2 separate regions of the Homo sapiens genome follow, and region 2 is linked to region 1. A link is a loop called in an ENCODE intact Hi-C map of the cell type or tissue named here. Cell type or tissue: K562. All regions are shown on one strand. Each heading gives the region's core, and the rest is flanking DNA. Links, peaks and the distances in the headings are about the cores only.

The links. Peaks named below come from ENCODE experiments on the same cell type or tissue, not always from the same donor. Only the 100,000 strongest peaks of a DNase experiment are listed, where the experiment ranks them.
Region 2: a loop joins it to region 1, with 2.0 times the contacts of the local background. A loop is called at or near these places in 6 of 110 quality-filtered maps.

Annotation. Positions count from the first base shown.
Region 1 is chr4:153,406,830-153,415,177 of GRCh38, reverse strand. MND1 (meiotic nuclear divisions 1) reads right to left here. Exons shown (of 8, transcript NM_032117.4): 7 at 6,163-6,207; 8 at 60-427. The coding sequence ends at 321. Among named protein-coding and RNA genes, the nearest start is that of TMEM131L, 55 kb to the left of the region's middle. In K562, for the core only: no CTCF peak of the experiment used is centred there; DNase peaks (open chromatin) are centred at 4,757, 5,097 and 5,557.
Region 2 is chr4:153,357,214-153,365,561 of GRCh38, reverse strand. MND1 (meiotic nuclear divisions 1) reads right to left here. Exons shown (of 8, transcript NM_032117.4): 4 at 6,940-7,088. Among named protein-coding and RNA genes, the nearest start is that of MND1, 17 kb to the right of the region's middle. In K562, for the core only: no CTCF peak of the experiment used is centred there; a DNase peak (open chromatin) is centred at 3,241.

The DNA of each region.
Region 1 (8,348 bases), core at 116-8,115:
AATATTAATATTTAAACAAAACTAAAGCATTATCACGTCATGGTTTTGATCTTAAAAAAAAAATCATTTGTAAATCTGCCTGGACTGAGATGGATGGATTTTTATTGTCCTACTTTGATGAGCACTGGGGGGATATGGTTATCATCCTGCTTTTGTTCTACCAAAAGGGGTGAAGAACATCTGCATTTTACACTTTATTTAACATTAATAAAATGATAAACACAGTTACAGGCAAACGACAATTCAGTACACTTAGTTAGATAATAGTTTAAAATTTACATATTCACAAGCTTGTACATCCTTCACCACCATGGAATATTTTAGTCTATGTAGTCAAAGTCTTCTGGAATTCCAAAAGTTCTATCAATTTTATTTTCTTCAAACCCAAATTTTCTTTTGGCCCAAGATTTTATTGCGAATATGTTATCTATAAAGAAAATTGAGAAATAATTTTGAGAAAAACACAATCATAAAACATTTCAAGTATAATTATCTTCATTGTTCTTTTACTTCCTTCTATTAACTTTCAGATATATCAAAATAAGGAGTTTTCTGTATTTTTAAGAGTAATGGCAACTAATTAAAAAGTACTTAAGGCCAGGTGCGGTGGCTCATGCCTGTAATTCCAGCACTTTGGGAGGCCGAGGCAGGGTGATCATGAGGTCAGGAGTTTGAGACCAGCCTGGCCAATATGGTGAAACCCATCTCTACTAAAAATACAAAAATTAGCCAGGCATGGTTGGTGGCGGGCACCTGTAATCCCAGCTACTCGGGAGGCTGAGGCAGGAGAATCGTTTGAACCTGGGAGGCGGAGGTTGTGGTGAGCCGAGATCACACCATTGCACTCCAGCCTGGGCAACAGGAGTGACACTCCGTATCAAAAAAAAAAAAAGTATTTAAATACTATTTTGAACAAGTTAATAGATCTCATATTTAAAAATTCTGTAAGCTGCTTGCTGCTAAATACCAGACTTAAGAATAATAGAAAAACAGGGACAGGTTAATGGTGTCTCTTCTACATTTCCACAGCAGAGGCCAGGACTGTTGCCTCAGGAATTAAAGTTGCTCCTATTCCCAAAGGGAACACATTCTCTCCAGACTCTTCTTCCTGTCCTACAGACAGTAATGGCTTCCAGACAATCAGGCCAGTACTAGGGAGAGGGGGTGGGGAGCAGGGAAAGGGGTTCTCTTAAGACTAAGAACAGAAATGTCCTCAGCATCTCCTGGGGGGATTTAAAATGCATTAACAACTGAAAAAAAGTGGTATGTCTACTTCAAGGGATTTATCCCAAGGAAATAAAACAAACTGTGTACAAGGACTTTTGGTCAAGGGTCTTTATCCCAGTGCCATAATAGAAAAAATAAAAGCAATCTAAATGTCTACTCATCAGGAAGCTAGTGAGGGAGGCAGGACCGTGACAGTGTGCTCACAGTGGCTGCACTGGGGAGGGTGGGAGGAACAGTGGATTTTTTTTCCTTTTTTTTTTTTTCCCCTTGAGACAGGATCTTGCTTTGTCTCCCAGGCTGGAGGGCAGTGAGTGGTATAATCTCAGCTCACTGCAGTCTCCACCTTCTAGGCTCAGGCAACCCTCCAACCTCAGCCCCACGAGTGGCAGAGACAACAGGCGTGCACCACCATACCCGGCAACTTTTGTATTTTTTGTAGGGATGAGGTTTCACCATGTTGCCCAGGCTGGTCTTGAACTCCAAGCCCAAGAAATCCACCCACCTCGGCCTCCCAAAATGCTGGGATTACAAGTGTGAGCCACCGTGTCCAGCCTTTCTTTTCTTAATTTCATACATTTCTTTAATGTACATACACAACCTTTATGATGAAAATGTATTACACTCACAGAAAAAATAATGGTATAAGATTTTATAGCTTGTCGGAGTATTCTGTAAAATGTTAAACACTCTGTTAGTAGTGATAATGAAGTAAAGGGTTAGAATAGGTTCTTCTGGAATGTTATGGGCTGAATCATTTCCCCCCAAATTTGTATGTTGAAGTCCTAGCCCCTACTACCTCAGAATGTGACTATATTGAAACAGATCTTTAAAGAGGTGATCAAGTTAAAATGAGGTCATTGGGGTGGGCCCTAATCCAGTAGGATTGGTATCTTTATAAGAAAAGGATCATGAGGTCAAGAGATCGAGACCATCCTGGCCGACATAGTAAAATCCTGTCTCTACTAACAATACAAAAAGATTAGCTGGACATGGTGGTGTGCGCCTGTAGTCCCAGCTATTCCAGAGGCTGAGGCAGGGGAATCGCTTGAACCCGGGAGGCAGAGGGTGAAGTGAGCAAAGATTGCACCACTACACTCCAGCCTGGCGACAAAGCAAGACTCCGTCTCAAAAAAAAAAAAAAGAAAAAAAAGAAGAAAAGGATTGGCTGGTTGCGGTGGCTCACGCCTGTAATGCCAGCACTTTGTGGGGCCGAGGCAGGCAGATTGCCTGAGGTCAGGAGTTCGAGAGACCAGTCTGGCCAACATGGTGAAACCCCGTCTCTACTAAAAATACAAAAAAAATTAGCCGGGCATGGTGGTGTGCGCCTATAATCCCAGCTACTCGGAAGGCTGAGGCAGGGAAATTGCTTGAACCAGGGAGGTGGAGGTTGCGATGAGCTGAGATTGCACCACTGCACTCCAGCCTGGGCGACACATCAAGACTCCATTTCAAAAAAAAAAAAAAAAGGAAATTTGGACACATGGAGAGACACAGGAAAAACTGTGAGAGGACACAGGGAGAAGGAAGACCTGGAGAAACCAAACCTGCCAACATCTTGATCTTGAAATTTGATCCTCCAGGATGGTGAGAAAAATTTCTGTTGTTTAAGCCACCCTATCTGTGATGTTTTGTTGCGGCATCTCTAGCAAACTAATACATGGAGTTTCATCACTTTTTAAAATATTTTTTCTATGGAAGTTTATTTCCAAGTATCAAATATTGATAAACACATTTCTGGAATGAATTTTATGGAGAATACTACTGCATCAAATAGAATAATGTTAACAAAATTAACTTCTTTCAATCAAAGTGTTATGGAATGTCAACAGATATTAAAATGATCTTTACTCTTTGTAACAATCTAAAATGAATCTTTACTTTTCCTAACAACCTAAGAGAGAATGTTAAAATAACACCATAAGATATTCTAGGATAATTTTTACCAGTCTCTGCCCAACCAGTACATTCTTGCTAATCACATCCAAATGTTATGTCTGCTGCTACATAAGACAAGTATCAGGTGCACTGCAGGTATTACAGAATGTGAAAAACCTATGCCTTCAAGTTGACATAAGAGTGAAAAAAAATAATTTATTACTAAACAATTACAAAGTGATAGGTGTCTCAGAGAGAAAAGGCCAAGTCTTATGTGTATAGCTTACAGGATAGGCTTCATGAATACAGAAAGATTTCTAGGAAATGAGAGAACAGATACAACAATGTAGGAAGCTTGTAGGGAACAAACTTCAAACCTGGATCAGAAATGAGAATGAGGCACCAGGGTAAGACTATTGAACAGCCTCTACAGGAAGGATTTCCTGATTCATAGGAGGATAAGAAACCATTTCATTATAAACATTTAAAGGTTAAAAGCAAGAAAAAGAACAAATAAAAACCTCTCCACAACAATGCCTAATGGACCAATTCAAAGAAGACTCTGATTAAACATTTCTTTGAGCCACTGGATGTCGGCCTTCAAGATAAAATGCCACTGAGAATCTTGATAGTTCATTCTCTGTCAAATAATTTCCCTATTTAATGTAGAAATTTTTATGAATGGATATAGAATAATTTTTTTCTTTTAAAGAAACAACCTTAAGACGGGCAGAATTTCTGTTTGATTTATACGGTGACACAGCAAAGATACCTATAGGAATAGGATGGGCAATATCATTTGCAATGAATCTAGGTTGGGCCCTCATAACACCTGTCCCTCTTCACTCATTAAGATTCCTCTCATATGTGTTTACAAAAACCTCACCATCTTAATTATTAAGCAAGGTTTCATATGATATAATTGAAGTCACACTTAAAGTGTATTTAATATCATAAAACATTTAGATGTGGCATTTCTATACTTAGACTCTGAGGTAATCTCATCCTATAGAACTGAGATACTGAATTGTTGAACAGTATATATTCTCAATTCTAGCTACATTTTTAAGGACTTTTTTATTTTCTTGAGACAGTGTCTCACTCTTGCTCAGGCTGGAGTGCAGTGGCACCATCTCAGCTCACTGCAACCTCCGCCTCCTGGGTTCAAGCAATTCTCCTACCTCAGCCTCCTGAGTAGCTGGTATTACAGGTGTGCGCCACCATGCCTGGCTAATTTTTGTATTTTTAGTAGAGACAGTGTTTCATCATGTTGGCCAGGCTGGTCTTGAACTCCTGACCTCAAGTGATCCTCCTGCCTCGGCCTCCCAAAGTGCTGGGATTACGGGCATGAGCCACCACGCCCGGCCAGGACTTTTTTAAGTAAAAATAAAGCAAACTTTCTTTCTATATGATAATTTTAATATGAATATTAAAACAAACTTTAAAAGCTATATGATAAGTAAGACTGCAATTTCATTAAAAAACAAACTAAAGGCCAATTATATTGATTTTACCAATCTACCTAATTCTAAAATAGACTAGGAAAAAAATAATTCTTATTACTGTTTTCTTTTTGTTTGTTGTGAAGGTGGCGGTTTTCTGAGGTGTGATGCTTTCTCTCTTATCTCTGTCTTTGCATAACACATGTTTAAGCTGGAAGGAGTAAGTTGTAACTTTAAATGGAAATATGGTTCTTAACAGCTGTTTCTGCTGTTCTAAAAATATCTTTCTTCCTCATGGTTTTAAAAGTCCCAGGTTCTTCTGCAGCTAATAGGATAGGAAAAAAAAAAAGCCATTCCAAATGTTTTTCCAATTATAATTTTGGAAGTTTATGATCAATTGGAAAACATGAACTTTTTTAAGAGAAGAAAAGGAAAAGGGGAGTATTTATCTACGTGTCCAACATGGTGCTGAAGGGCTTACAAACTGTCTTATTTAATCCTCCCAAAATGGGAGGTAGGTATTATTTATCCACATTGAACAGATGAGGAAGTAGGCTGAGAGAGGGTCAAGAGGTCACACAGCAAGTAAGGAGAATAGCTTGGATTCTCTTCAAAGCCACGTTCCTCCCACTACACACACATGCTGCCTGTGCCTACTGTGTGCTGAGCCTCTTTGTTGAAAATACTGGGGGAAATCACCTTGGATTCGTATCTTATTTTTAACCTAAAAATCCACATTTATTTATACTTTGTGGGACACTTACTTCATGTCAGTTTGCTGTTTCACCCTCTGTTCTTATCACTAAAGCATTACCTTACTTAAGAAATAACTTTGTAATAAATAAAACTGCAATTTCAGAAAAAAAAAATCCGAAAGGCCAATTATATTGATTTTACCAGTCTATTTAATTCTAAAATAGAGTAGGAAAAAAAATTATTATATTTTTTGTGTGAAACAGAGGCCTGGACAGGGAGTCAGAGAAACCTGGCTCCAGCATCTGTTCTTGCAGTGACTAATCGCCTTTGACTAAACATAGTCATTTTAAGTCCAGCCAGAAAAGTTGGATTATAATTCCTGTTCTGCTGTCTGACACATGTGTGGCCTTGGACTCCTGAGGGTCTTAGTTTTGTCTCCTAAATTAGGGATAATAATCATATCTACCTCAAGATTATCATGGAGATAAAATGAGAATGAACCACAGACATTACAGTAACTGGCAAATAGTCCTCAACAAACCTTAGCTATTATTATTATTATTATTAGCAAGATGATAAATCTTTAAGATTTCATTATCTTAAAAGTGTATCTTACATTAATGTATATGAAAGTTAAGTGATTAGCCCAGGTGACTTATCTTGGGAAAAGTTGCACAAAAGTTAAACTGGAAGCAATCATTAGTTTTACAAAAATATCTTATGCTTTACAAAATGACTCATAAGATTATAAAAAAAACCTTAAATAACTGAAATGATTTAATATGTAAACATTTGAGTAATGCATACATTTTTCATTAACGTCCTTTCTTGAACAAAGCTAGCACAAGGTATCTGAATTTCACGTCGCAGTAAGTGTGAAGGGAATTTAGCTATAGTTTATCAGCATTATTATAGTACATACCAGTCCATCTGTTAGCAGCTTCTTTGGCTACTTTATTTGCTTGGCCTGAAAAAAAATTATATATATAAAATGAAATGTATTTATATATATATATATATATATACACACAAAATGATCTTTAGCTATGTATACATTTGTATTTTTTCATATGAACAAAATTTTTATAAAATTTATGTATAAAATGGCTATGAAAAAAGCTGAAATAGTGACATAATATTGTATTTTACAAACTCTTGCAAATTCCCAAGGAAATTTAGGGAGTTGCAGTAGTATTAGTAATTAATGGAAAGTCAAAGTGAACAATTTCCCTTTCCTAAGTGTCCATCATCATTGTACTTGCTCCTTTAAAGACAACATGTAAGTTTAAATGAGATGTTTTTCAAACAACTCACCATACCAAAATACAACAAAATAAGTTAAATTTAACGATAAGAATTTTACTATATAGGCATTATAAGACCACAATAAGTGTGACTCTAAAAAAAATTTTAGGGATAAGAAAGTAATCTCATAGCGGGAAGTATTTACTTTTACTTTAAATACACATCGTGCTATCAAATGTATCTGTATGTATATTATGTACTTCGAGTTACTCTGCACAGCATGTAACAATGCCATGATTAATGGGGCATTAACTATTACTTACAATGATGGCATTTTTAATTGAAAGATAATTTATATGTCACAAAATTCAGCATAGTAAACTATATAATTCAGTAATTTTTATTTATTTATTTACTTATTTAGGGACTGGGTCTCACTCTGTCTCCCAAGCTGGAGTACCATGGTGTGATCATAGCTCACTGCAGCCTCAAACTGGCGGGCTTAAGCAATCCTCCTGCCTCAGTTTTCTGAGCAGCTGAGACTACACGCATGCGCCACCATGCCCAGCTCATTTCTTGTAGAGATAGGGGTCTTGCTATGTTGCCCAGGTTGGCCTCCAACTCCTGGCCTCAAGTGATCCACCCCATCTTGGCCTCCTAAAGTGCTGGGATTACAGGTATGGGGCACCATGCCTGGCTTTCAGTGGTTTTTATGATAGTCACAAAATTGTACAACCATTACTACTATTTAATTCCAGAACATTTTTTCATCACCCAGAAAAAACCCTTGTGCCCCTTAGCACTCACTCCACATTCCTTCTCCCTCCGTCCCCTGGCAACTACTAACCTAGTTGCTGTCTTTTCTCTATGGATTTCCCTTTTGTGTACATTTCATATGAACGAAACATACGATATGTGGTCTTTTAGGTCTGGCCTCTCTCACTTAACACAATGTTTTCAAGGTTCATTCATGTATCAATACCTCATTCTTTTTTATGCGAAGTACTATTTTACAATTTGCTTATCCATTCATCAGCTGATGGACATTTGGGCTGTTTCTGCTAATACGAATAATTTTTGTGTGGACATATTTTCAATTATCTTGGGTATATATTTTGGCGAAGAGATAAATTGTTTGCCAAAGTGGTAGCACCACTTTATAATACCACCAGCAATCTAAGAGTTCCAGTCTCTCCACATTCTCATCACTTATTATTTTCTATTTTTTTTTGAGATGGAGTTTTGCTCATTGCCCAGGGTGGAGTGCAATAGCGCGGTCTTGGCTCACTGCAACTTCCACCTCCCAGGTTCAAGCAATTCTCCTGCCTCAGCCTCCTGAGTTGCTGGGATTACAGGCATGTGCCACCACACCCAGCTAATTTTGTATTTTTAGTAGAGATAGGGTTTCACCATGTTGGTCAGGCTGGTCTCCAAGTCCCAACCTCAGGTGATCCGCCTGCCTCGGCCTCCCAAAGTGCTGGGATTACAGGCGTGAGCCACCGTGCCCGGCCTCATTATTTTCTATTTTTACATTATAGCCATCCTAATGGGTGTTGATATGGTTTGGCTGTGTCCCCACTCAAATCTCATCTTGAATTGTAACACCCACAATTCCCACGTGTTGTGGGAGGACCCCAGTGGGAGGTGATTGAATTATGAGGGCGGGTCTTTCCTGCCCTGTTCCCATGATAGTGAATGAGTCTCACAAGATCTGATGGCTTTAAAAATGGGAGTTTCCCTGCACAAGCTCTCTTCTCGTCTGCCACCATGTGAGACGTACCTTTCACCTTCCACCATGATTGTGAGGTTTCCCCAAATACGTGGCACCGTAAGTCCAATAAACCTCTTTCTTTTGTAAATTGC
Region 2 (8,348 bases), core at 153-8,152, 50 kb after region 1:
TTAAATAAAAAATATAAAATAAATAAAAAAACCACTGTAACTTTACAGTTGGATTATTCCAATAACCTATCTGATCTCCCTGCTTTCAACCTTTGTTAACTAATGGATCCCAAGTGCCTAGAACAGTATCTAACACACAACAGATAGTGGTATTCAATAAATTTGTTGTTATTTTGACTCCATGTCCTGTGTTCCTTTCTAGAGTTTTTTCTCTTATTTTATGAGTTATCTATCATGGGAGCAAGGGTGCTGCTCAGCATCTGAACCCTGCTTCTGTTTTGGGGAACTGTTTGTGCCAACAGGAAGCAGCTAACTCCTACTACAAAATCTAGAAACCCCAATTATTTACTTCGCCAGCTCTCCTGGCAACTAGAGTGTGGACACGTGACCCAGGCTTAGCCAATGACACATACCTTCCAGAATTGTCACTGGTAGCTTGGATAGTTTTTTTTTTTTTTTTGGTGGCAACAACATCTGGTTCTTCAGTCAGGGACAGGAGTGCCAGTGGAACTATCTTCCAAGGTCAGCAATGTCAGGCCTCATTCTATTTTTTATTTCTGTAAGTTTGACTACTCTAGATACCTCATATATGTGGAATCATAGAGTATTTGTCTTTTTATGACTGGCTTTTCACTTAGCATATTGCCCTCAAGGTTCATCCATTTTGTAGCATTCGTCAGAATTTCATTCCTTGTGGTGGGATGAGCCTGCAATCCTAGCTACTCAGGAGGCTAAGGCTGGAGAATTGCTTATGCCCAGGAGTTTGAGGCTGCAGTGAGCTATGACTGTGCCACTGCACTTCAGCCTGGGCAACAGGGTGAGACTCTATCTCTAAATAAATAAATAAAAGGAATTCCATTCCTTTTTAAGGCTGAATAATATTCCACTTTCACATTTTGTTTATTCATTCATTGAAAGTCATTTGGGTTGCTTCTACCTTTCAGCTACTGTAATGCTGCTATGAATGTGGGTGTACAAATAGCTCTTCAAGACCCTGCTTTCAAGTCTTGGATATGTACCAAAAATGGATTTTTTTTTTTTTTCTTAAACAGGGTCTGACTCTGTGGCCTAACCTGCAGTGCAGTGGCACGAATACAGCTCACTGCAACCTCAAACTCTTAGGCTCACGCGATCCTCCCACCTCAGCCTCTCGAATAGCCGGGACCACAGGAGCCTGCCACTATCCCCAGCTACTTTTACCATTTTTTTGTAGAGATGGAGTCTTGCCATGTTGCCAGGCTGGTCTTGAATTCCTAGGCTCAAGTGATCCTCCCACCTCAGGCCCCCCAAGTAGCTGAGACCACAGATGCACACCACAGAATTGTTGAATCATAGGGTAATTCTATTTATAACTCTTTGAGGAGCCACCATACTGTTTTCCACAGCAGCTGCACCATTTCACATTCCCATCAACAGTGCACAAGAGCTCCAATTTCTCCAAATCCTTGCTAACACTTATTATTCTCTTTTGAAAAAAATTTATTATTATTATTTTGTAATAAATCTTGCTGTGTTGCCCAGGCTGGCCGTGAACTCCTGGGCTCAAGTGATCCTCCCACTTCGACCTCCCAAAGTATTGGGATAACAGGCATAAGCCACCACACCTGGCCTTCTCTGTGTTTTTGATAGTAGCCATCCTAGTGAGTGTGCAGATACCTCAATATGGGTCCTCATTTGTTAACCATGCAATTACAATAGCCGCATAGCTGATTTCTCTGATCCTAGGCTCCATTTCCCTCAACCTGCTCTTCATACTGTCTTCAGAAAGGCATTTATCATCATGTAACTTCTCTGGTAAAAATTTCCATTGGCTTTCCATCCCTCTTAGGTAGGTCCGAACTCCTGATCATGCCACAGAGGAACCTATAAGACATGGCCTCTACCTATCTCTTCACCAATCCTTCTCTAGCCTCTTCCTTTTCTCCCACTGTCCTCCTACAACTGACTGAAAGCTCTCTGAGGGCATGTATTTCCAAAATCCAGCACATCTTCTGTTACTCAAAAAACATGCAAAAACATTTTTTGAATGATGAATAAAACAATAAAATAAGGCCGGGTGCAATGGCTCATGCCTGTAATCCTAGCACTTTGGGAGGCCGAGGCGGGTGGATCACCTGAGGTCGGGAGTTCGAGACCAGCCTGGCTAAAGCGGCAAAACCCTGTCTCTACCAAAAATACAAAAATTAGCCAGGTGTGGTGGCGGGCGCTTGTAATCCCAGCTACTTGGGAGGCTGAGGCAGGAGAATTGCTTGAACTCTGGAGACAGAGGTTGCAGTGAACTGAGTTTGTGCCTCTGCACTCCAGCCTGGGTGACAAGAGCGAAACTCCATCTCAAAAAAAAAAAAAAGAACTATCCCCAGGTGACAGAAATGAAAAAACAAAGAGCAACAACAGAAAAGTAACTAGGGGCTAGGAGTCTAACATGCACACCAGGAAAACAGGTGTGAAGGGTCATGAGACAAGGAGAGCTAGAACTGAGCTCCAGCATATAGCTCAAAGTACCAGCAAACTCCATGGAAAATAACAAGGAGCTTACCTCCATCTTGCACTTCATGTGGGGGTGGGGGAAAGTCACCTATAGGAAAACAAATCTCTCAATCCATGCCATGTATAGACATGCATACTAAATTTTATGCAGTACTCATCCTGTATAAAACATGAGGCGGTGGAACTGTAAGCCAAGAAATTAATATAAAAATTGGTCCATAACTACTAAAGTACCCAGAGACTAAAAAAAACAAGCCTAAACCACTATTTCACAGAGCATCTGTGGCTCCCACAGACTAAACATCACCAATTGAATGTGAGCTCATAAATAAAAACTAAAAAACATACAGGTTAAAAAAATACTACAAATGGTAGTAGCCAGCAGATACACAGATCAAATTAATAGCCCTCCCCAAATTTGACATATTTAAGTAATCTGAAAATATAAGTTAAGTATGTGTATTAGGCTGTTCTCACATGGCTATAAATACCTGAGACTGGGTAATTTATAAAGAAAAGAGGTTTAATTGGTTCATGCTTCTGCAGGCTCTACTTGGAAGCATGGTGGCTTCTGCTTCTGGGGAGGCCTCAGGGATCCTTTACTCAGGGCGAGCAGGCATTTTACATGGCAGAAGCAGGACTGAAAGCGGGGGAGGTGCTACACACTTAAACAGCCAGATCTCATGAGAACTCACTCACTATCACAAGAACAGCACTGAGGGAATGGTGCCAAACCATTCATGAGAAACCGCCCCCAAGATCCAATCACTTGCCATCAGGCCCCACCTCCAACACTGGGGATTACAATTTGACATGAGGTTTGGGAGTGGACACAGATCCAAGCCATATCAGTATGTTTAAAGTTATAAAAGAGATGAAAGCAATAGAAGCCATAATGAAATAGAACAGTATAGGAAAAACAGGATAGGCAGAACTGAAAAAGGACCAAATAGAATTTCTAGAGATAAAATCTAATTATTAAAATAAAGACTTAATGAACAGCTAAGTAGCAGATTAGAAATAGTTATGGAAAGAACTGTAAGTGAAAGAGAGCTGAGAAAATTAACTGCAATGAATCACAGACATGGAAAGACATGGAAAAAATAAAGAGTTCTTAAACAACATAGACGATAGAATGAGGATACAAATAGGAATCCCAGAAGGAAAGAACAGAGCTATTAGGGAACAGGAAACAGCTTAAGTAATACCACCTTAGAATTTTCTTTTTTTTTTCTTTTTTTTTGAGTCTTGCTCTGTTGCCCAGCCTGGAGTGCAGTGGCGCGATCTTGGCTCACTGCAAGCTCCACCTCCCGGGTTCATGCCATTCTCCTGCCCCAGCCTCCCCAGTAGCTGGGACTACAGGCACCCACCACCACGCCCGGCTATTTTTTTTGTATTTTTAGTGGACAGGGTTTCACCGTGTTAGCCAGGATGGTCTTGATCTCCTGACCTCGTGATCTGCCCGCCTCAGCCTCCCAAAGTGCTGGGATTACAGGCGTGAGCCACTGCGCCCAGCCAGAATTTTCTATAATAGGAGACTTTAATTATTTCATGGAAGCAGCAGCCAGGGTCCTAAAGAAGAGGAAATAAAAACATGCAAACTCGGATTCATGATAAAACATCAAAACATAACATCAAAGACTGAAGGAAATCTTAAAAGCAAACAGAAGAGAGATTACTAAGGAAAACAAGACAATCAGAATGATAGCAAAACATCTCATTAGCAACATATGCCACAAGACAATGAAGTAATATTTTCAAAATGCTGAGGAAAAATAACTAAGAATTCTATATTCGGGAAGCAATGATAAATTAGACATTTTCAAACAAAGATTGAGAGTTTACCACTCTTAAACTCTGGCTGAACAAATTACTAAAGGATGTCCTTCAGTACGGATTCCTTCTTGAAGTGTTTTTAAATCCATAAAGTGCACAGGGTTACAGGCCGGTCGCAGTGGCTCACCCACCAGCACTTTGGGAAGCTGAGGTAGGTGGATCACTTGAGTTCAGGAGTTCAAGACCAGCCTGGGCAACATGGCAATACCCTGTCTCTACAAAAAAGTGCAAAAATTAGCAGAGTTTGGTGGTGTGCCTATAATCCCAGCTACTCAGGAGGCTGAGGCGGGAGGATGGCTTGGGCCTGGGAGGTCGAGGCTGCAGTGAGCCATGTTTGCGACACTACACTCCAGACTGGGTGACAAAGCAAGACCCTGGGTACTTTAGTAGTTATATATACATGTGTATATATATGTGTATATATGTATATATGTGTATATATGAATATATGTGTATATATGTGTATATGTATATGTGTGTATATATGTGTATATACATATACACACAAAGCAAGACCCTGTCTCACACACACACAAAAATATTTATAGTATTTATTTATTTATTTATTTATATAAAAATATTTATATATTTTTGTGTATATATGTGTGTATTTTTATGTGTATATATATATACACACACACACACACACACACATACAGAAAAGAAGTAAATTATACTAAAATACAGTTACTTTGGACATGTATGTACAAAAAATTGAATTTAGACACACACTTTACACCTTTCCCAAAAATTAACTCAAAATGGATAATAAATCTAAGTGTAAAATGCAAAACTACAAAACTCCTAGAAGGTAACATAGGAGAAAATCTACATGCCCCTGGATTTGGCCACGACTATTTAGTTACAACACCAAAAGAATGTCCCAGGAAAGAAAAAAATTGACCAGTTGGACTTCATTAAAATTGAAAACTGCTCTGTGAAAGATGCTGTTGAGATAATGAAAAGATAAGTCACAGACTCAGAGGAAATCTTTGAAAAACACATATTTGATAAAGAACTGGTGTCCAAAATATACAAAGAACTCTTAAAACTCAATAACGAGAAAACAAAAACCCAATTGAAAAATGGGCAAAAGATCTAAACACCTCCTTTTACATAGATGACAAATAAGCATAAAAAAAGATGTTCCAGGGCTGGGTGTGGTGGCTCATGCCTGTAATCCCAGCACTTTGGGAGGCCAAGGTGGGTGGATCACCTGAGGTCAGGAGTTCAAGACCAGCTTGGCCATCATGGTGAAACCCCGTCTCTACTAAAAATACAAAATTAGTTGGGTGTGGTGGTGTGCACCTGTAACCCCAGCTACTTGGAAGGCTGAGGCAGGAGAATCACTTGAACCAGGGAGGCAGAAGTTACAGTGAGCTGAGATCGCACCATTGCACTCCAGCCTGGTCAAAAAAAGTGAAACTCCGTCTCACAAAAAAAAAAAAAAAAAAAAAAAGATCTTCCAAATCATATGTCATTAGAGAATGGCAATTTAAAACAACAATGAGATACCACTACACATCTATTAGAATGGCTAAAATACAAGACACTGACAACACCAAATCCTGGCAGTGATGTGAACCAATAGTAACTCTTACCCACTGTAGTTGGGAATGCAAAAACAGATACTTTGGCAGTTTCCTAGAAAGTAAACATAAACTTACCATACAATCCAGCAATCACGCTCCTTGGTACTAAATGTGTTGAAAATTTATGTGTACACAAAACCTACACATGAATGCTTATGGCAGCTTTATTTGTAACTGCCCAAACTTGGATGTGACCCAGATGTTCCTCAATAGCTCAATGGATAAACAAACTGTGGTATATTCATATAACGAAATATTATTCAGCAATAAAAAGAAATGAGCCATCAAGCCATTAATAGACATGGAGAAACCTCAAATGCATTTTGTTAAGGGAAGGAAGCCAATCTGAAAAGGTTACATACTGTATGATTCCAACTATATGGAAAAGGTAAAACTATAGAGACAGTAAAAAGATCAGTGGTTGCTACGGTTTCGGGAGAAGAGAGGGATGAACAAGTAGGAAACAGCGGATTTTTAGGGCAGTGAAACTATTCTGTACAATACTATAATTGTGGATACACGTCATCATGCATTTGTCAAAACTCACATAATGTATAACACCAAGACTGAACCCTAATGTAAGCTACGGAATTTAGTTAGTAATAAATCAATATTGACTCAATTGTGACAAACATATTACACTAGTATAGGATGTCAATAACAGGGAAAATTGTGTGCGTGGTGAGGGAGAAAGGGCACGTTTGGGAACTCTCTGTACTTTTCCATCAATATTTTTCTGTAAGTCTAAAACTGCTTCCAAAAAACCATCTATTGATAAAGAGAAAATTAAAAAACAATAAAAACAGCAACAACAAAAACAATATCTTGACATATGGGAAGATGAAAATTAAAACGTTCTAAGTTCCTCATATTGTTTAGGAGAAACAGATGTTAATTATCTTTAGACTTTCAGTCAAATAATGCATATCAAAAATTCAAAAGAAACTGCTAAACAAAAAGAGGATGAAGTAAAACAACTCTCCGTTATAAAGCAACTCTATTCTTTTTAACTGTGGCAGCTTACCTGAGATTCCAGAACCTCCAACTTATGTTTCCTTGCATGAAGAGCTTTACTTGGAAAAGCCCAATAATAATTAGAAGTTCCGATCCTCTCACAGTCAACCATACCATCATCAACTAAGCTTTGAAGGACTTCTTTTACTGACATAGCAGCTAAGAGACAATTTTTAAAGACTCTATGTTAGAAAAACACCATAAATAAAATTAAAGGACAAATAACTGGGGAAACACTTGCAAAACATATCACAAATCAAGAGTTAAAAAGTTAATAAGCTCTTAAAAATAACAACATGCACAACAATGAAACTGCCTAAGGAAACATTTCTTAGAATGTATCCCCATCCTTAAGCAAAGCATGACTTATACAGGAGCCTAGGGGAAAACAAGTAATATACAGGATTAAGAACAGGACCTGAGTTCTAATCCTAACTCTTAGCAGTAACACTGGATGACTCTAGGGCAAATTGTTCTTTATGCCTAATTTAAAAAATCTATTAGATATGATCATTTCCATACTTACTTTGGTGCATAGCAGTAATGTCAATAAAATGTTACTTGTGAGAAGCCTTTGAAAAAGCAAAACAAAACTACAGAAATGCAAGTTTTTCTCTCCCAATAGATTATCTAGTAATAGAAGATGCTAGCATCAGTGCTTAGTAAATAATTTTAATGGTGTTAACACTCATAGTCTGTTGCTATATGGTATCTTTTCCTTTTCTAAATAATGTTTCTTTTTTAAAAAAGATGTTGGGTAATTTGGCCATCATCTTATACTGCAGAAAAAAATTGTCAATAACTGGGAGGGAAAATAGGTAAGAAGAAAAGGAATTTAGTTAATACAATAAATTTTTCCATCTTGTAGACTGGATTGAATTTTGTTTTTTGTTTTTGATCCTTCAAGATACAGTTGAGATTCCATTACCTACAATTTGTCTGGGGACATTAGGACACTGGTGTAATTAATATTGTATAGTTGACCCTTGAACAGTACAGGTTTGAACTGCATGGGTCCAGTTATATACATGGATTTTCTGCCACCTGAGACAGCAACACCACTTCCTCCTCCTCCTCAGCCTACTCAATGTAAGATGACAAGGATGAAGAACTTTATGATGATCCACTGCCACTTAATGAATAGTAAATACATGGTATGGCTTCCTGTCAACAGCAGGCTATCAGTAGTTAAGTTTTGGGGGAGTCAAAAATTACATGCAGATTTCCAATTGTGTGGGGGATTGGTATCCCAATCTTGAACAACATAGGTGTTGTTCCAGGGTCAACTGTGTATTTAAACTTAAGAAATTTGCATATCTTTAAGAAGTAGCAGAACCAATTGTTCACTGATGACTGTAAAGAGAATAATTGTGTGGTGTACATAAAAGTGTGAGGGACTCTCAGTGGTTGTCTGGTTTC